Linked DNA regions of Homo sapiens: region 1 is linked to region 2. The links are chromatin loops, found by intact Hi-C in ENCODE. Cell type or tissue: heart right ventricle. All regions are shown on one strand. Links, peaks and the distances in the headings refer to the core of each region. The heading gives the core; the rest is flanking DNA.

The links. Peaks named below come from ENCODE experiments on the same cell type or tissue, not always from the same donor. Only the 100,000 strongest peaks of a DNase experiment are listed, where the experiment ranks them.
Region 1: a loop joins it to region 2, with 1.9 times the contacts of the local background. A loop is called at or near these places in 28 of 110 quality-filtered maps.

The regions. Positions count from the first base shown.
Region 1 is chr11:64,561,120-64,571,558 of GRCh38, reverse strand. SLC22A11 (solute carrier family 22 member 11) reads right to left here. Exons shown (of 10, transcript NM_018484.4): 3 at 9,401-9,555; 4 at 9,124-9,292; 5 at 7,131-7,251; 6 at 6,222-6,337; 7 at 3,746-3,960; 8 at 2,781-2,889; 9 at 1,701-1,907; 10 at 1-580. The coding sequence ends at 517. Among named protein-coding and RNA genes, the nearest start is that of SLC22A11, 10 kb to the right of the region's middle. RefSeq lists enhancers at 1-255, 5,776-6,745. In heart right ventricle, for the core only: no CTCF peak of the experiment used is centred there; a DNase peak (open chromatin) is centred at 4,818; H3K4me3 peaks cover 369 bases.
Region 2 is chr11:64,629,533-64,639,971 of GRCh38, reverse strand. NRXN2 (neurexin 2) reads left to right here. Exons shown (of 23, transcript NM_015080.4): 18 at 4,520-4,701; 19 at 9,399-9,570. Among named protein-coding and RNA genes, the nearest start is that of NRXN2-AS1, 9.1 kb to the left of the region's middle. RefSeq lists an enhancer at 2,186-2,754. In heart right ventricle, for the core only: no CTCF peak of the experiment used is centred there; no DNase peak of the experiment used is centred there; H3K4me3 peaks cover 492 bases; H3K27me3 peaks cover 4,060 bases.

The sequences.
Region 1 (10,439 bases), core at 1,579-9,578, 68 kb after region 2:
CTCGGGCCAGTGCACAACCTGGACACCTGTATCTGGCAGCTCTCTCAGCAGGTTCCATTTATTTGGCCGGTGCTAAGATCAGTTCACCCTGATACCTGCCCTGGGGGGTGGGTCACGTGATCATTCTCATTTCACAGATGAGGGCTCTGTATGTGGTGGGGTGAGATTGGAACCCAGTCTCTGGTTGGCGTGGCTGAGTGAAGGTGTAAAGACATGAGCCTGGCAGGGAAAGGGAGGGGAACCGTCTCGTTATTGGTTGGGCATGGCCATCTGCACAGGCTCCTGTAGGGCCCGGGTAAGGTGGGGAATCTGATCAGGGCAGGGAGAAGAGGAGTGAGCTGTGGAAGCTGCCTTCAGCCACAGCAGACGGCCACGCTGTCCACTCGGCCACGGCTGCCTGGCCTCTGCCATGCCAGGCCCTTGAAGTCGCCCAACTCGCCTCCACGCTCTGATTGGAGAAGAGGCAACTCCTTTCCAGGAGTCTTTGACTAAAGGGGCTCCATGCAGGCACAATTTCTAGAGCGAGGTACTTTCCACAGTGACGGCCTCTTGCCGGTTGCCCTGGGCTGCTGTTGATTTCCTAGAATAATCCAAAGAAAAGCAGTGCCATGTGGTGAAGTGGGTATGTACTCGGAGCTTGGGGCAAAATGGCGGTCAAGTCTTATTGGGGGGTAAACTCTATGGCATTAGGCTTTTACTCCCTTCTGTGTACCCAAGCGGGACAGTGCCTGAAACATAGTAGGTACACAACAAAAATCAATTAAATTAAAGAAAAAATGAAGTCCCAGCTTCTCCGGGTCTCTGCAGGTGTCCTTAGGCAAGTTATATAACCCTGCTGCATCTCAGTTTCCTTGGCAAAGGAATTGGACTGTAATAGCACCTCATGTGGTTGTTGTATCGATTAAATAAGGTGACATAAAACAATAAGAACTCAGTATTATTACTATCATTGTGACCTCGGTCACCATCAGAATTGAGGCGGCCCTGTGAACAGTCACCCAGGACACAATAACCACATGTCCAGAGTGCTTGCTGCAGGCCTGGCATTTTCCCAGGTGCTTTAAAATAATACTTCCCTTAAACTTGAAAACAACTCTGTGAGCCAGGCTGGGTTTTGTTTGTTTTTTCTAAACACCATCTTACAAAGGAGGAGGCTAAAGCCCACAGAAGTGGTTCTGGCTATAAAATGCAGCCAGGGAGTGCTCCCTCATTTCTCCCTGTCAAAGAATGGGTGTGAGATGGCACCATCTGTTCTCTGAGGGTTTGAAAGAACTCACCTGTTGATCTGTCTGGGCCTGAAATTCTTTGTGGGAAAATTGCACTAGGACAGTTGAGACTATCTGTATCTCCCTTTGTCAGTTTTGGTGAGAGAGGTTAAGTCACTTGCCCAGGCAGGTGGGGAACGTGGGCCCAGGCAACCTGGCTGCCAAGCCTGGGCTTTCAACCATTACATTTTCCTGCATGAGGTATGATCACTTTCTACCCATGAGACTTTGGATAAGTCACTTTCTTTCTCTGACCCTAGTAATAGTATGGGGATAGTAATAATACATTTCTGGCAGGATTGTTGGAAAGATTAAATGGTTTCAGAAACACAGGCCTTGGTACTCTTGAGCCTTTGCCCTGGGCAGCCCAGGCCTGTCTCCATCTTGGCCCAGGAGGAAGCCCAGCCCGATGCCCAGGGATCACAGGTCACTCACTGGCTCTCCAGGTCCTGGATAGTGTCAGGGAGCGGAAGTCCCTGGGTCTCCGGGAGGAAGAACAGCACAACCAGGCTGGAAGCAATGGAGATAACGCCATAGAGGAGAGGAGGCAGCAGGGGCAGGGCTTGGCGGCTCATCAGGATCAGGGGACCCATCATAGCCCCCAGCCGGCCCACTGTATGCAGAATGCCATCTGCTGTCATCCTGTGGGTGAAGGGGAGGGCCCAGATCCCTGTAACAGCTGGCCCTGTGGCAGGAAGACATCCTGGGCTCACAGATGCCAGGGGAAGGAAAGCTGGGCTGAGGGAATTGCCCTCCTCAAGGCCTCCTCTAATGCCACCTCCTCCACGGAGCCCACCCAGATTTTTGCATCTAGTGTTTCAGGGGAAATCTCTAGGGCCCACCTCATTTTCCCCACTCTTGGGCAACTTAAGGGCTTCTCCATACTCCTGCTAGGCCACTGAGCTCCCAACTCAGGCTTTCCATACGATATCAACAAAATCAATAAATGCTTGTCCAAACAACAAATTAAAATATGGAGAAATGAGTGAGTGGTGGAAAGAACATTGGGCTAAAAGTCTGGAGAGCTGGAGTCCAGTCCTACCCTTCTGCTGAGCCAGTCCTTCACCCCGAGCCTCAGTTTACCCAAATATCAAATGTGGGGGTGGCCTAGACTCTAGACCACTGGTTTTCCATTTGTGTTTTATGATGCCCTTGGGCTCCAAGGAGGTGACTTGGGGCTCTCTTGGGGCAGGGAAGGAGTGGTGGGAAGTGAGTTGAGGGTCCCCACTGCTACCAGGGCAGCTCTTGGTCTCCTAATCAGGATTCTTATAAGATTCCATCTGGACAGATGACTCTGTGGCTCAAAATGGTGTGAAAACACAGGCCCAGATGTCCCCAGGGCTCTACTGTACTGCTTCTGTCTGGGTCGAGACTCTCAAGGGGAAGAGCTGTCCTGGGGGGGACCCTGAGCGGCCCTGGCTGCATTTCCCTGGCTGCCAGACCCTTCTTTCCCTTCCCACCGCCCTCTCAGGACGGCCCTGCTGGCCCTGGGGCATGGCCTGCAGCCCAGCTTACCGCACTGGCGTTGGAAAGAGTTCAGCCTTGTAGATGGTGAGGCAGGTTAGGCTTATCCCAAAACATCCCTTTCCCAGCACAGCAAAGACCACACGCAGGGTCTGCAAATCTGGGTACAGGAAGGGGGTGAGAGTGGGGTTTGCCCTGGAGGGTACCCAGGGGCTAGTCAGTGTGCGGCCAGCCAGCCTGGAGCAGAGGGGACCCTGGGCTCCCTACAAGTCCCCGGCCCTGCTGGCTTGGTGCGGGGCTGCCCAGGGCTGGGGTTGGGGGACAGAGCATAGGATGCGATATCGCGGCAGGGGCCCGAGGGGCACAGGCAGAAACCCAGCCAGGTCTAGGGTAGCTGAGCCTGGCCGGCCGTGGAGGCTGCACTGAAAGAATGCCCCCCACCGCGGCTCCTAGGGTCCCGAGATGCCTCTTGCTATGACGGAGAGAGCGCCGGGCCCGGTCCACAGCAGCCTTCCTGCTGCCCGCCAGCCTGCCTGTGTGGGGATGGCAGAAGCCCTGGCCTGGAGGCGGAGGTCCGGGCCCCCTTTTGGCCGCAGGCCTGGCCTCCCCAACGCGTTGCTCCGTGGAGGTGCCTGAACTGCTGGGAGGTGCTCGCCGTTGTCAGTTTCCTCGCAGCTGCTCGCGCTCAGAGCTTGGGCTCTCGCTGCAGCCTGCAGGGCCCCGGCCGCCTCCGTCCCCGCTCAGGCCTTCTGCCAGCCGCAAGGCAGCCTCCTGCCTTCCTCCCGGCTCTGCCGCCACCGCACGACGTGCCGCCCTGTCCCTTTCCCCCAGTCTCCCACCCTCAGCAATAAAAGGAGACACAGAGAGGGATTCCAGGTCCTCATAGCCTCCCTCATTCAGAAAGAAAACAGGGAGGCAGCTCCTGGGGCCAGGGAGGGGATGTGGCCCCACGCTCAGAGCAGTGGGGTGGGCGGGGAAGCAGGGCCCGGTCCCACCGCCCAGTCCGCCTGCCTCACCTTGCGGCACCAGCATGTTGGCTAGAATGGCGAGGCCGGCCATGGCCTGGGAACCCGCCTGGATGGTGCGGCGGCCAAGGAAACTGAGCAAGAGGGCAGTGGTGGCCCGGCCCAGGAAGTCCACGGCCCCGAAGAGGGCCTGGAGGAGGAAGATGTCACGGCCCAGGCTCTGCAGGTCGAAGACCAGCCCATAGTAGGAGATCAATAGAGAGAAACTGCGGGCAAGGCTGGAAGTCAGGTCCCTGCCCTGCCGGGGAGAGGGCACCCCAACAGCAACAGCACCTCCCACCAGGAGCTGCCTGGGAGGACATGGCCAACCCCGGAGGACAATCCTGGGCTTGTCTCGGCCAGCGATCCCAGAAGCCTGCCAAACTCAGGACACAACCCCAGCGTCAGGCTCTTCCAGGAAAGGGCAGGCAGGGTGGCTCCACCATCCCTTCACACACAGGCTTTGTGTCAGGGGCAGCGATGCGCTGGGGCGTTGCCTCTCTGGCTGGGACCAAGTCTGCCCTCGGGGGCCTCTGAGCTGCCCCTCACTTCCGGACTAGCCCTCTCTGGCTTTGATTCTGATAACCAGTCACACTGTGCCTTTCTCTTGGAAGATGGGAATCATGGCAGGACAGGGCCTCTCGGGAGACCCTGGGCTGCATTGCCCAGACCACATTCAGGATGGAGAGCCTGTCCCCCAGCCCCTGGGAGTGCTGCCCCTTCTCTGGGGAGAGCAGCCTGTGACTGGTTCATGGGGCAGAGGGACCACCCAGAAAGGCCCCAGCTCCCACGCTCCCAGGGGCTGGGCTGGGCCCAGGCTGTGGCTGCATCTCCCCTTGCCTTCCCTTCTCCATCTCAGGGTCTGCTTTCTGCCCACTCCCCCACCCCACTGGCTCACGAGTAGCTGAATTTACGGTATTTAAATTCTCATGGTTTGGAGATGGGATTTGGATCCACAACTGGCTGCAAGGTAAAATTCTTCTCGGCCACGTTTAAAATCTGTGCTCTCCCTGCTTAACCCAGATGCTCCTCCCAGCCCTCCCCTTAGGCGTCACCTGATTGCATCACCCAATAAACATCGGACAACACCAGCCCAACAACATCAGAGTAAAATCGCACAAGCCGCGGTGTTTCATGAAGTTTATGTGAGTGACGTGAGAGTCACTGGGCTGGTGCTCAAAGCGGCCGACACTGGAGCCTTGGACAGATAACAACTGGGTTAACAAGACAGGAAAACCCACAAGGTCACCAGCTTCAAAGCCTCTGATTTGAATAACAAAGGTTGCAGAGCCGGCCCCTGGGAGAACTGAGGAATCCTGGAAGGTTTTTTTTTTTTTTAAAAAAAAAAACTGGTCCCGGGTGTTTGCAGTGAGAGCACTCCTTCTGATTTATCAGAAAAAAATTGAAGTTTTTTAAAAAAGGCATTTGATCTATCTTTGTTCTAAGATGTAGCAAGTATTTGCCATCATAACCCATATGTGGTTAAATATAGCATAAAAGAAACGTTTTCCTAAACTTCAGTTTTATTTCAAGATAAAAGTCCCAATCAAACCAGGTCCTTAGGTTTTTTTTTTTTTCCTTTGACGGAATCTTGCCCTGTCGCCCAGGCTGGAGTGCAGTAGCACAATCTCAGCTCAGTGCAGCCTCTATCTCCTGGGCTCCAGTGATCCTCCTGCCTCATTTTTTGATTTTTAGTAGCGATGAGAGGGTCTTACTATGTTACCCAGGCTGGTCTTGAACTCCTGGGCTCAAGCGATCCTCCTGCCTCAGCCTCCCAAAGTGAGGGATTACAGGCTTGAGCCACCGCGCCTGACTGGTCCTTGCTTTTTAATATGCTCTTTTGGATGTCACCGGAACTGAATTTGTTTTAAGGGCCTTTTCCTGGGCCCAGATGACCTTGGGTCCCGGGGAGGGCCAGGGTCTGGTCGCGCGGGCCCTGGCAGTGACAGTGCCGGTAAGCCAAGTGTTAGCTCAGCCCGGTTCCAATGCAGGCTCTATTATTTTGGGCTTGTTCCTTACCCCTCTGGGATCCTCTTTCCCCATCAGTGAAGTGGGGTTGCATGGAGGGGTCAGCGAATGCAGGTTCACCCTCTAGGAGCATGGCCATGGTCTCTAGGAAAGTGGTAAGTCTCTAACGATGACACACAGTGGTACTCCTCGGCCGTGGCTGGTCCCCTGGCTCTAGGGACCCTGGCTCTGCCTCTGTCTTGGGACCTCCCTGGGACCCTGGGACCCCCAGCCTAGAGCTGCCTTTTCCTCTGGCTTCCTGCAGATGGCAGCCTCCAGATCCCACCTGTGCATAGTCCCTCTCTGCTGCCTGCCAGGACTCCTGCCTGCTGGGGCTGTCTGCGTCCTGTCCCAGACAGAAATGCACCCCCTTGAGGCCTGCGGGTGCTGTTTCCCCTGGACGCTCTGCCTCCTGCCTGTCCCAGCTCTGCCTCCTGCCTGTCCCAGCCCTGCCTTGGGGAGGGACACCAGGACGGCGTACTTCACCACCAGCATGGCGCAGCTCCTCCAGCGGAGCACGGGCACGCAGAACAGGTCCAGCACCGACCGCGGCTCCTTTGCAGAGGCCACCTCCTCCTTCACGCTGGACATCAGCACCTTCCGGGGAGAATGGGGGCACCGTGAATGGTAGGGCAATGGCCCTGCCCCACCCCCTGTGCCAGAGAACAGTGTCCAAGTGGCCAGAGTGACGGGGAGCCTGTCCTGGGCCTCGGCCTCTGGAAGCTGGATCCCTAGGGGAAGGGGAGGGGATGGGGCAGAAAAGGTTCTCTCCAGGCCCTGGCTCTTCTGCAGGTTTGACTCAGCCCTGGTCCTCTCAGCTCTAGCTTGCCTCCTTCTGGAAGCCTTCCCTTATCCTCCGACCCCATCTTCACTCTAATCTCTGGCAGCGCCTGTTTCCTGAAAGCAGCTACCTTCAAATAAACACATTCTGTTTCCCCAGACACATCGAGAACCCCCATGAGGTGGGTGCGTGCTACATGCAGGTGGAGGTGGTGGGTGATGGAGGTGACGGTGTGGGTGCTGTTGATAATGATGGTGCTGTTACCGATGGTGACGATGGTGGTGAAGGTGGTGGAGATGTTTTGCAGAGATGGTGGCTGTGGGGTTAGTGATGGTATTGGTGGTGCTGGTGGTGATGGAGTGATGGCAGTGAAGGTGATGGTGGGTGTGGACAGTGGTGGTGCTGTTGGTGATGGTATCGGGATTGGTGGTGGTGGTGGTGGTGTCTGTGTGGAGGTGGTGATGGAGGTGTTGGTGGTGTCTGTGGAGATGCTGGTGGTGGTGCTGGTGGAGGTGGTGCTGGAGTGGGTGGTGCTGTTGGAGGCCACACGGATGATCCCTCAGTGCACGTCCTGTCCCAGGTCAAGTCTCGCAGACAGCAGCATCTCACCTCTATGGTCAGGTTCTTGGCCTCCTTGTGGCCATTTATCCTGGCCACCTTTCTGAGCTCCTGAAGTGCTTGGTCTGGTTTGCCCTTAATAATCAGCCACCGGGCGGATTCTGGCAGCCACCTGTAAGGAGGCAGGTGTGTAGCTGGGAGTGCACGCTGGGCTCTCCCCCGGGGCGGGGTGGAAAGGGGCAGTGGGCACGGACCCTCCAGCTGAGATGAGTGATGAGGAAGCACATGCTTCTGTGCCGCTGCTGCCCAGCCAGGAGCCTGGCAGTCCCCAGCGGTTTCAGAATAAAGCTGAGTCCCAATGCCTGGCCGCCCACCTTCCCAAGCGAGCCACCTCCATCTGGCTCGCCTGGCTGCCCGGGGCCTGCCCACCTGAGCCCTGCACACAGCCAGGGCACAGGTGGCCTGGGCATGGGTGTCCCTAGAGTTGGCTGCTTCACCAGTGATTCTGGGGCTATTTCTAGGATAGAAAGGTCACTTGGTGCTGGGTTTTTTTGTTTTTTTTTTGAGATGGAGTCTCACTCTGTCACCCAGGCTGGAGTGTAGTGGTGCGATCTTGGCTCACTGCAACCTCCACCTCCCAGGTTCAAGTGATTCTCCTGCCTCAGCCTCCTGAGTAGCAGGGTCTACAGGTGTGCACCACCATGGCTAATTTTTTTGTATTTTTAGTAGAGATGGGGTTTCACCATGTTAGCCAGGATGGTCTTGATCTTCTGACCTTGTGATCCACCTGCCTCAGCCTCCAAAGTGCTGGGATTACAGGCTTGAGCCACTGTGCCCGGCCTTTTTTTTTTTTTTTTTTTTTTTTTTTTAGCACATTTAAAATATCCCCAGGCAGAACCAGGTGATTTTATAAAACCAGTCTATTTCTCCCCAACCTCAGGGGCAGGTGGGCCAGGAGAAACACTTTCCTGGTGGAAGGCACAGGATCTGCCCAACCCACCGGCTCTCAGCCCTGTTTGCAGGGAAGCTAAGAAGGACTTCTGGAGGCAGTCTGACGTAGTGGTGAAGAGTTAGCCTGCCTAGGTTCAAATCCTGCCTCTGGCATTCACCGGCTGTGTGTGACCTTGGGTGAGTGACCTAACCTTTCTAGGTCTCGGTCCTTCATTTGAAAATGGTGGTAATCGCATCATCTTACTTATTAGAAGGTGTGTTAATACGCACCTAGTGTTATAAACTGCACCTGGTACACACCTGATCAGCGTGGCGGGGATGGCCTAATTATTGTAATTATGGGATGGCCTTCCTCTTCACTTATTGATCTGTGTATGAAACGTAAGCTCCACGGGGCCACTGGTTTTTGCCTGTTTTGTTCACTTGTGTGTCCCCAGCACCTAAGACCCTCTGCACCTGTCTGTGTCTCCTTCCTCAGTGCCAACCCAAGGAGGGATTTCCAGACCTTAGGGATTTTTGCGGCCCCTAAAATTGTAGTGACAACAATCTATTTTCATATCCAATGTTGGTCCGCACTGTATGTGAAGGAGTGAAGCTGGTGGGTGGGGGCTGGTGCAAGTATTGAGGAAGGACGATGCTCACAGCCTCAGCCCAGGGGACAGCGGCAGTGGGGCCTTGGGGACCGGGAGAGCGGCCGCTTCCACTGTGGCCGAAGTTCAGCCCAGTGCCCCTGGATCTTCCAGTTTTTCCAAAGAAGGTAAAAAATACTGTTTTTGTTTGTTTTTGAAAATCTTCTGATTTTTAAATGTTAGCAACTAGTTACAAATGTATTTTTTAAATCACCATTTGAGCCAATGCTGTGCCAGCCCATCTTGGCCTGTCTGGGCTGGATGGGAGCCACGGACCTCGGGCTGCAACACTTAGCCCAGGACTGCCAATCACCAATGTCCCTCCCTAGCGAGGGTGCCGCTCATGCCATGGCCCTTCTGTGGCACTCCAGGTCTCTGGACCTACTGCCAGCCAGAGAGGTGAAAGTGAAGAGTCCCCCTCCCACCCTGGGTCTCCTAAGGAAAAGGTCCCACATCATACTGACCAGGATATCAGGGAGATGGCAAAGAAGGGCACTGATGCTGCCAGCTGGAGAGTCCTCCAGTCCCGCAGGGCAAAGGCCAGGCCGCCCAGCGCCGCCTGGCCTGCGCTGAAGGCACATCCCACCACCGTCATGGTGACCGCCCTCCTGCTGGTCGTGGTCCACTCCACCACTGAAGGATGCAGACACGTGCAGGTGAGGCCTCATGCGGCGGCCTGAGCCCCATTCTCTCCTGCCACCCCCGCCCCCATGGCAGGAGCGCGCTGAGCCGGGGACTCACTCAGTGTCAGTGAACTCAGAAAGATGCCGGCCATCCCAAAAGCGGCCACGAACCGCAGGCCGCAGTAGATGACGAATGTTGGGGCGAAGATGGTGCTGGTGCCCGCCACGGCCAACTGCAGGCAGCACCAGCTCAGCATCGGCTTCCTCCCAAACCTGTCACAGGAGAGAAGCACACGGGGCCTGGAGAGGGGCCCCTGAGGACGTGGATATGTGGGCAGGTACTTGCCTTCTGGGAGTTCAACAACGCCAGGGGATCTCTTGCAGCCAGCTCCTCCTTCTTGGAACTTTTAGGGGTACACTCAGAGTGCTTCTGTTATAAAAGTGGCAGGTACCTTGCCATGGGAGGGTGCAGTTCAGTTTCAGTGTTTAAGAACATGGGGTTTGGGGCCAGGCACGGTGGTTCATGCCTGTAATCCCAGCACTTTGGGAGACTGAGGCTGGAGGATCACTTTAGGCCAGGAGTTCAAGACCAGCCTGGGCAACATAGTGAGACCTCAGTCTCTACTAAATAAATAAATAAATAAATAAATAAATAAATAAATAAATAAATAAATTAGCCAGGTGTCTGCGGTCCCAGCTACTTGGGAGGCTGAGGTGGGAGGATGGCTTGAGCCCAGGAGTTCAAGGCTGCAGTGAGGTATGATCACGCCTCTGCACTGCAGGCTGTTCAACAGAATGAGCCTCTGTCTCTAATAAATAAATAAAAAAGAACACAGGTTTGGGCATCAGATGCCTGGGTTTGAGCCCCAGCTCTGTCCTTCCTGGGTGACCCTGGGCATGTGATTCGACATCTCTGAGCCTCAGTTTCCCCATCTGTAACACAAGGGCATCCATAAGGACATGCCTCACAGGGCTGCTATGAGAATCAAGACACTGGGCAAGGGGCCAGGGAGTAAGGAGGCCGAGACTTTGCAATCCACTGCTCTCACCTGTGCGCTGTGAAGGGGGTGCTCATGGGGCGGATGCAGAGCCCTCGGCCCCTGCCCGAGTGCCCTGGGCTGCGGTGGCCTCCAGGCCGGCTGAGTCTGAACCGGAGA
Region 2 (10,439 bases), core at 1,527-9,526:
CCTTTGCTCCCGTTAACCATTAACCATGGTGGGAGAGGTGAAAAGACAGGCTCTTCTTGGGACCCTACACTTGGCTGGAGGACCAGGCCAGCTCAGGAGGCCTTTCCAGGCCAGGCTTCCTCTCTGCCCAGTGTCTCCCTAGCATCCCCAGTGGGAGGCAGCCTCTCTCCTTTCTGCACCAGCTTCTCCACTTGCCTTCTTTTGGGGTCTCACTGTGTTTCTACTTGCCTTCTCTCCTCTCTTCTCTTCACACCATCCCCCATTTACCCTGCCATCCCCCCCAACTCTTCCTGTTACATAATGTCCTTACCTGCCAGACACCCATTGCCACTCCTGTACCTGATGTCTGTCTGGGGCATGGGAGGACTGGCACACCTGGGTCCTAAAAATGAGCTGAGCCCAGGGGTGACACTCTCCTGGTCCTGGATCCCCAATTCTGGTTTCAGAGTCCTTGAGGTTCCTCCCACCCCACCGTGTTCATTTCTGGTACTGTCGGGCCAGGAATGGAGTGGTCAATCCCTGCTAATTTCTGAGTCAGTAGCTTCCATGGGTTCCAGGTTTATCACTCCAGCTTATAAAGGGGGCTAGCATTTATTTTGTTTCTGAACAGGGTGTGTTAACTTGGATTTCTGACTGGATGGTTTATGGCCAAGCAGGGGGTTAGGAATTGAAAGGCTGTGTTCTGGGATCCTAGATCAAGAGACAGCTGAGCACAGGGATCTAGACCATTAGAGATCTCTCTATCTGGGATGTAAAGGTTCATGTACAAAGCGCTGGTGTGGGCTGCGAGCACTAGGGCCATGGCTTTTCTGGGTTGTGCAGGATGTTTTATCCTCTCACAAGTCTAGATATTCCAGAAGGTTTTCTTTCATGGCTTCAGATGCTGCAGGCACACAGGCAGGCAGAGGTTCTGCACATGTAGTTTTAACCACAGGGGCATCACTGCATGGGTGGTTTTCTACATGGATGATTATGTTGTTTGGGTCTGGGTTAGCTAACCATTATTAATGGTTGGTTGGTTTTTTTCTAGAATGCAGGTGTGTGTGGGACTGCATGGAATATTCTTGAACATTTAGAGTATTTCACTGGATGAGTGAATTTCTGGGTCTAGGAGGTATTGAGGAGACTATATTGGACATGGGCAGAAGGTGCCGAACCTGGGCCTATGGCATCTTGTGTTTGGCCAGAGGCTTTCTTGCCTTAGGCTTCAGGTGTGTAGTTCTCTCTGAAATGTTATGCACAATTCAGCTCACTGGTGGTTTCCTAGAGAGGTCAAAAACAATTGGTCTACACCACCCTTGGGCAACATTTTTGGGCCTTGGCTTAGGCCCCTCTTGCCTTTCAGACCCTTTCTGGAGCCTGTCAGGTTCTAGATGTGGTGCCCTATTTTGCGCTCCGTGTCTCCTAGAAGACAGCTGTGCCTTCCCTGGGGGAGTCCGTGGGCAGGGCCGAGGACAGCTTGCCGGGGTGAGAGGCTGAAGGCGCCTCCGGAGCGCGGCTGGGGAGGGGCCTGGCGGAAGCCACGCCTCCCAGCCCCGCGGTCTCCCGAACCCCAGCCTTCTGCGCTCCGGAGGCAGCCGCGGTGCTGGGGAGAGAAATGTCTCCCCAGGGTAATTACTGCCGCCCCAGTCCAATAAACCATTCATCCTTCACCTCTTCTGCCCAAGAAGTGTCTCTCCGCCCAGTCCCCCCACAGTGTAATAAACGCCCTTAGGCTTTAACAGACCCGCCCAGCGTAATAAACTGGCAGCAGTGTGAGAACGGCTGGGTGATAAATCCCAGGGGAGGTCTGGGCTTGGGCAGCCTGTGCGCCGCGGGCCTCGGGGGCGGGGACGCGTGCGCCCTGTCCCACGCTTGGCCAGTCCCTGTCCTGGGGCCGCCTTCCCTGGTCTGTCTTTGTGCCTTCACCGCCATGTTTCCTGGCTGCTTCGCCTCCTGTCGGGGGTCTGCCTCTCTACGCTGGGTCTTTGTGTGCAGCTGGGTGCGTCGCCGCCTGTGTGTGGGTGTGGGGCCTGGGGCTTGGGCGCTGGGCACCGCCTCTGATCCCTCCTGCCTCACTGCCTGCCCAGTGGGGCATTTGGCCGGCTTTTTCCTCCCGCCCTCTCTGGGCACAGACAGGGCTCTGTCCATGGTGATGTGCTTGCTGTCTGGAATCTGGGGTGGGAAGTGAAGAGAAAGGGCCTCTTTTCTCCTAGACCTGGGGGATTTGGAGGCAGCCTGCAGGTAGACTTGGTTTCCTTCCCTGGTCTGAGGGATCAAGAAACCCAATAAAGCCTTCTCTGAATGGGAGGCCCTGGAGCCCAGGGGTGAAGAGGCTGCAGCCTCTGATCAGGAAGGTGAGGGTAGGAATGTGTGTGGAGGAAGGTCAGCATCTCTGCTCCCCTGGCCCGCCCCACCCCCCAAATTCAGATGTGCATCTTGTGTGGAGTGGGGAGGAGGACCCTGGGTATTACAGTTGTCATGGAAACAGCCGATTTTCCAGAGTGCTGCAGTGCTGGGAGTGGAGAGACCGTTACCGGCTGAGGCCTACTGGGCTCCCCACCTCCAGGCGCTGCCCTTCCAGGCAGGTGACCACATGGGGTGGGGGTGGGGGTCACTGCATACCCCACTGTCAGCCAACTCTCCGCCCTCGACTTGGGGCCCCATCCTGAGGGTTCAGTGCTCACCACTGTGCTCCAGGGCCCTCAGGTAGAAAGGACACCTGGGTCTGGGGAGGGCAGAGCCAAGCCCCCTCTGTCTGCTGGGGGTGGTTTCTTGGCCACAGGCAGAGGTGAGATGTCAGTTATTAGCCATCCAGGTGGTTCTTTCCCTCCTGCCCTTCCTCCCAGGGTCACCTCTCACTCTGGGGGGATGGAAGGTGTTGATGGTGGGTGCTCTGGGGAACAGCAAGGGGACCCATGGCTCCTGCTTCCCCCAACCCCCTGCTGGCCTCACTACCTCTTTGGGAACCAGGCAACAATCTTCCCTTCTCTCCTCAGCACCTCCCTGGGCCTGCAGATGGTGGCTCCCCCCAAAGCACTCAGGCAGCCCCTCCCCTTTGGGGTCCTAGGAGCTCCCTGGGATGGAGCCTCCTCACCCCTGATTGCCCCAACTACAAGGGGGTTCAAGTCCCTGAGGCGAGAGACCCCGAGGTACCTGAGGGAACCCGGCCTAGTGTTACCAACTGGGCCACCTCCTTGGCTGCTGGCAAGGCCTGCTCCTTAGAAGTGCTGCAGGCCCTCCTGCCCCCCACTGCAGGCTCCTAGTTCCTGACTCCAGAGTTCTCCCACCCCCAGACTGACATTTTCTCCCTGTCTAGGCTTTTGCCCTTAGGCCTCATCTGTTTCTCTCCTTCTTTAAGTCCTCCCTTGAACCCCTCTCCTCACAAGAAGTGCTTTGTGAGGAGTCATTAGTGGCTAATTATTTAATTAAGCATTTTATGAATCTCATCTGCTCCATTTATGTTCTAAAGAATGCAAGATTGTTCTCTACCCTTCCCTTCTCTGCAGGCCATGGAGTACTAGTCCTCCAGGCCTCCCAGACAAGGCTCCTTTCCGGGAAACTGGGTGACCAGCCCCCCACCCCCACCCCCACCCCCAGAGAGCTCAGTCAGCCGCAGGAGGGAACATGGCGACTAATGGGGTTTATTTTGGGGCTGAGATCGTTAGGGACCTCACACCCGCCCCCAGCAGCCGGCTGGCGAAGAAGAGAAGGAGAAGGGGAGAGAGGGTGGGGTAGGGGAGGGCTGGGAGAGGGAGCCTTCATCTCCGGCTCCCACTCTCCTGTTTCTCTCACTTACACCCCTCTCTGTCCTTCTCTGTCCATCTGTCTCTCTGCCTCCTTCCTCCTCTGGCTGTCAATCTCCCCTCTCCCCCCTCCCCCACCCCCACCTCATGGCTGTCTCTTCCTTTCTGGGCAGGGCTCCAGGACCTTCCTGCTTTGGGACCCAGGCAGCCCCCTGGGTGAGGGCGGAAGCAGGGAGTCCTGGGCAAGCCAGGAGAGGGGTTGGGATGGGAGATGTTGGAGGGCGCCAGCTCTGGCCGTGAGTCAGAGCTGCACACAGCTCTGCTCATCTTCCTGCCATCACCTGGGGTTCCTTGGTGCCTGCTTAGCTCTGGCCCCAAAGAAGCACACACCTTGGATCTGTCACCTCTGCCAGGCCTGGGAGAAGTGGAGCTAGTCAGGACTGGGCCCCCTGGGTCTTTCCTGCCCACAGCACTCTTGTCTTCTCAGTCTCCTTACAGCTTCTCTCTGGGCTCTCTCTCTGTGTCACTCTATTACCTCTCTATTTTGCTGTAATTAAAGCTAGCATTCTTGATGAGGCAGCTACATCTGTCTGTGCGCGTGCACAGGCTCTCACCCAGGCACCCGCCTGCCAACTTCTCCCTGGGGTGGCAGGGCTGGTGGCTGCTGTGGGTATCACAGCTGAAGTCCCACATCTAGACCTGGGGTTCCATCCCTCTGGTCACAACCCTGAGGACCTGCTGACCTCGTCCTCCTGATGTCATTTCTTCTTGTCTCCCTTTCCTTCTCTCTGCAGCCGGGACCACATACATCTTTGGGAAGGGGGGAGCGCTCATCACCTACACGTGGCCCCCCAATGACAGGCCCAGCACGAGGATGGATCGCCTGGCCGTGGGCTTCAGCACCCACCAGCGGAGCGCTGTGCTGGTGCGGGTGGACAGCGCCTCCGGCCTTGGAGACTACCTGCAGCTGCACATCGTAAGGACCCTGGGCCCCAACCCTTCAACCTCAAGCTTCCTGCTCCCAAATCAGTTCAGCCCCTCATTGCCATGGGATCAGCACCTCAAGTCTTCCCTCATGGGGAACCCTCAGAACCTCTGTTCCCTCATTGCTGGAGCTTCCTGCTAAGAAGTTCTGCTTCTGAGACCCTTCCCTCTCTCAGTTATTCACCAAGACTCCCAGATCCACCCTCCCATCTGATTCGAATTTCTCCAGCTCCCCACTCCCTGAGACCACCTGTGTTTTCTGACCTTCCTAAAAGTAGTCAAGGGCCTCTTTGGGACTTCCAGGCCATTCTCCTGTAGCCTTCGGAGGTGTCCCACATTTGTGACTTCCCCTGGGCTGCTGCCTGCTCACTCCTAGACCAGCTAGGCCAGCCTACTGTGTCCTGCACCTATTCCTGCCCCTCCTTCATACCTACCTGCCCCAGGGCAGCCCACCCTTGCAGCTTCATCTTGCCTCTGGATTCTGCCCCTGCCTCTATGCTGCCCTTGACTTCTGCTTCCGTGACCTTTGCCCTCCCAGCAGCCCCCTTACCCTGTCTCCTTTACTGCCTCTCTAGCCAGGTTCACTCCTCACTGACCTCTTGGCCCAGCCCCACATCCTCACCCTGACCTCAGCTCCCACCTGGCTCTGCCTTTCTCTGCTCAGCTCCACAGGGAGAAGCCCTAGCCCCTCCCTGTGCCTGCTACCCACCTTGACCTTGGTTCCTTCCCAGGGTCTCCCTCTGGGCCTCCTACCATATCTGCAGCTCCTTGACTCACCGTTTTGAGTCCTGTTGAACTCTAGTCTGCAAGTGGCCCCTTTTCTTTCCCTGCCCTTTCCCCCATCTCTGGCTCTGCCCTACACCCTTCCCTACGACCTCTGGTATTGCTCCATTTCATTTCTGGTCTCAACCTCTCCCCTGACCCCTCCCCACAGTCCTCAATCCCGAGCCTTTGCCCTCAGTCTTCATCTGTACATTTCTGGCCCCTAACAGCCACCTTGTTTCCCTGCCTGTATTTCACATGCTCACCCTGGCCAGGACCCCTGTGCTGTGGGGATCAGGCAGGCTGGCCAGGCTTTGTGGGCTGGAAAGCTCTGGGTGAGGGGCCCCTGGCTTTCAGGAGGGCATAGTTAGTTGGAAGGGGAGAGAGGAAGCCAGGGGAGAGGCTTGTTTGGGCTCTGATCTCTCCCCATCTGCTTGGGAACGCAGCCACTGGCCTTCATTACACAGTAGCTTTTAAGCATCCCAGGTCTGCACCCCACCCCAACACCAGGGTGTGAAGGAAGGAGCATGAGGGGAGACTTCCTGTGGGCAGAGCAGAGCTGGGGTGGAAGTGGCAGCGGATGAGGAAGGGGTGCAGAAGGAGGACTAGCAAGCAGAACAGTAGTCAGGCCCAAGAAGAGGCCTGGAAGTTCTGTACCTGTGTCAGCGGGACAGGCAGTTATCTAGAATGGTGAGAGGCAGCTGGCAAGCGAAAGACAGTGTGGCTGTAGACGACAGTGTGGGACTGGATGCATGGTGATGTGTGTCAGGAGTGACGGCTGTGACAGTGGGGGATGAAGACAGAGACTGGATCTCATGATTTCTGATGGAGTGTATCTATAGATGTGTATTTCCCCATGTAGTGGTGTTTGCAGTTGTTTCAATTGCCTTTCTGGGTGGCGGGGTGTGACTGGGTTTCCCTGTGTCCTCTGTGAGTGAGGGCTGCTCCTTCTCTCTCTTCTCCCTCATGCGAAGCTCTGCATGGCTTGCAGTAGATGGTCTGGGTTTGAATCCCAACTTTGCCACTTCCTTGCTGTCTTTGTGCAAGTCACCGCAGCTGTCTGAGCCTCAGTTAGCCCATCTATGGAGTGGCATAGGAAGAGGACAGAGGGATGTTTGGAGGTTGAAGGAGATCACTTATGTGAAGAACGTAGGGAGCATGCTGTGTTAGCTAGTATCCCGACCATCTCTGATCAGCTACCTAGGCAGGACTGTGGGCCTCTGTGCCTGTTAGGTTAGGGCGTAGGGCTCCCCTAGTACTGAGGAGAAAGGGTAGGGGGATCAGGATGCGAGGAGAAGGGATTTCCTCCTTTTCTCTCCCAACAGTTGTGAACAGGCCTTAAAGGTGCAAGGCTATGGAGGAACAAGTACTGGTGCCGGGTACGGCAGAGGGCAGGGAAGACGGGGGTCTGCCTGAGGGTGGAGAGGCCTGGCAAGGGTGGGGGTCCATGAGAGGAGCCAGCCATGAGGTGGGAGGTGGGCACCAGATGGGCTGAGGCCCCCTGGGGGCAGCCCCCAAACCCCTTCCTCCCCTGGTGACACATCAGCTCCCACCACAGCGTCAGTAGCAGCTCTCAGAGAGTGGGGAGGCGGCAGCAAAATAAGAGAAAAGCAATTTGACGTTTCTAATAAAGCGTCGCTCCACTTTGCCAAATTAATTTTGACTCCCATAATTATTTGCTGTAGGAGCGGCTTCGTTCTCCCCACCGCCGCCTAATGAGGTAATTGGGGAATTAGGAATTAATGACTTTAACAGAAGTGACAACTGACTTCACACTGGGAGAGGCTCTGGGGAGCTGCCTCTCCCCCGGAGTGCAGGGCCCTGAGCTTGACTGCCTCCTAGGAAACCCAGGTGTCCTGCCTCCCAGCTCCCTGGCCGGCACTCTGCCAGCCTGGCTCTCAGACTGCATGTGCTCCTTGACCACCATCACTGCCTGGGCTGAGCCTGTGGGGAGAAATCCTCAGAGGAATCCAGGGAGCTGATACTATTCTGGGTGGTATTATTACTAACAATAGTACCGAGGAGGATCGACTGTTCCTTCCCGTGTGTGGGGAGCAGATGATCAGCCCGTCTCCCTGGGGATGTTGTCAGTCTGTGGGTGGTGAATGGGTGGGGCTTGCTAATACTCTTTGTTAGGCAAGCCCAGCCTCAGTTTCCCTGCTTTACTGCATCTGAGGAGAGAGGCTGCATGCATGTATGACTGTGTGCATGCATCTGTGTGTTAGCGTGCATGCATGCATATATGTATGTGGTTTTCCCAGGTTCTGAGAAGGAGACAACTGGACCCCACAAGTGGGAAGGGATAGGACATGGGTCTCCTGAGCCACAGCTGCAAACCTTGTCCCCCAACTCTCTCTGCCAAACCCCAACCCTTGCCCCATCTGTGAGCCACCCCTGCCAACACCCCCAGTGCCACCAAGCCTCTCGGCTCTGCTAGATGCAGGAAGGAGGTGGCAGCTGAATGTTCCACATGTCCAGGCCAGACTGGGGCAGTCTTTCAAGAAGACCCCAGGAGTGTAGTGTGTTTCTATGATGGGTTGGGTGCCTGAGAGTGTGTGAGCCAGGGGGTTTGAGTGAACCTGTGTGAGTGTCTGTTCCGTGTGGGAGGAGGGCTGAGACCGCGTTCAGGAGTGCTGCTGGGAGGTGCAGGGAAGTGAAACAGGGGCTCAGGCTTAGTACCTAATGGGCCTTCGTTGGCTTGGTTAGATGCCTTTGGTGTTGAAGGTAGGCCTCAGCAGCCTCTTGGATCATCCCACACCCCCACCTCCTTGAGTCAGGGTCTTCCTAGACTGGTGGGCAAAGGGAGAGAACACTGGCTTTGAAGTCAGACTAGCTGGGGTTCAAATCTGGGGCTTCCTTCTCATGAGCTGCAAGATTTTGAGATGTTATTTAACTATGCTGAGCCTCAGTCTCTTTCTTGATGAAATGGGGAGCTATGAGCTTCTTCAGCGGGTTGGTGTAGGGAAGAGAGCATGCGTGTACAGTACCCACTCAGGGCCTGGCATGATTTAGGGTTTGGTGAAGCCCTCCCTCCCACTCTAGCACCACAAGCAGAACTCTTCCTGGGCTGATCCTGGGTTGCCTCTGCAGAGTGTCCCGTGGGCCTGGGTCCCAGAGATTGCTTAGGCTCTTTGCTCCCCTTCTCCAGGCCTCCGTCCCTGTCTGTCCTCTGCCTGTCCTTCCCCAGCCCCTAGCTCCACCCCCTACCCCGAAACCCCCACGATCCCCTTTCTTGGTCAGTCTAGCATAGTTTGACCCTCAGCTCTTCTGGTGTCCATCCCACCATACACACAGTCCACACCCCCCACCTCCACCCCCATGGCTGCAGAGGGTCCACCCCCACACTCAGAGCCTGACCTACTTTGGGCCTGAGAGGCTGCCAGGAGAGGCATGCTAATGCCCTGGTGTGGGTGGAAGCCCCCTGGGGGCCTGCTTGGTACAGAGCATACCAGGGAGGAGAGGCTGGAGACTGGGGACTGGGGAGGGGCTGGGGGTCAGACCTTCCTCTGGCAGAGGCCGGCTTCTGTGGACTTCTCTGCTGATCTTGCCTTAGAGAGGCCTCTGCCCTCCATGCCCCGAGCTGGTCCCCAGCTTGGCCCGATCACCCCTGTCTGGGCCCAGTGGCCCTTGCACAGAGTAGGTGCTCTGTGAATACTTGTGAATATCCAGGACAAACCAAAAGGCAAGAGACAGGTGTGGTTAGTGGAAGGCGCTCTGGGCCCAGGCTCTGCACGCACCTCCGGCCTCAAGTTACTCCCTTGCATGTGGGGAAGGGGAGCGAGCCTGCCCACCTCCTCCAGCGGTTGAGACCTGGGAAAGGTGCCTTAAGTGCTGCGGAGCTGGGCTAGTGGTGGTCACAGGAGTAGCCACTAGAAGGGATGAATGGTTGCTCCCTCTGGTCGCTGACCTCCACCTCCATGTCCCCAGGACCAGGGCACCGTGGGGGTGATCTTTAACGTGGGCACGGACGACATTACCATCGACGAGCCCAACGCCATAGTAAGCGACGGCAAATACCACGTGGTGCGCTTCACTCGAAGCGGCGGCAACGCCACCCTGCAGGTGGACAGCTGGCCGGTCAACGAGCGGTACCCGGCAGGTAGGCGGCGCGGGCCCGCGGAGGAGGCGCGGTGGCGGGGCGGGTGGCGGCCTCTGATAGGAGTGCGGCCGCACCGGGGCGGGGCTAAGCGGCTCTGGGGCGGGGCTAAGCGGCTCTGGGGCGGGGCTACTGGAGAGACGAAGCTTGCGAGGCGGGACTAGGGCAGGGGCGTGGCTAGGAAAAGTCGGGATTTGTGGCGGCGGGGCGAGACCGTGGTGGTGCGAATGCGCCCCCTATGGGGGAGGGTGCAGGGCTGAGCTGGGAAGGTTGCAAGGCCAGGGTCCAGTTTGGGGGTGGGGGGAGAAGTGGAGGGAGGGTAGAGGTGAGGAGAATCTGATGCGATTGCGGAAAGGTTGAGTTCAGAAATGAGGGAGACAGATGCAGAAACAGGAGAGAAAATCCAGAAGTAATATAAAACGTGTCTTGGCAAGGAGACAGGGCTGTTACCACGGGCAGAGCCAAGGAAAGAACCGAGGTCCTTATAAAGAGCAAGTCAGAGATCCATATTAGGAGATCTAACGAAGGAAGAGGAGTAGCCACGGAGACTCAGAGAAAAGGACCCCCAGTGTCCAAGGCGGTGAGGGACATGGTGAAAGGGAGGAAGAGACAAGTGACAACAAAAATGAAACACAGGGTCATGTGCGTTCAATAACCTTTGTTGACAACCTACTTAGATATCAGGGCTTGTGCTAGGTCCGGGGCACTCAGTCCCTGCTTGCAGGGAGCCTTGAGAATGCAGACAGACCAAGTTCAACAGGGTGACAGCTGTGGCGGCCAAGGACAAACCAAGGTCTGAGGAGCACAGGAGAGGGATGGAGATGAGGACATGGAAGAAATGAGGAGGCAGAGACTCTGAAAGATATTGAGGG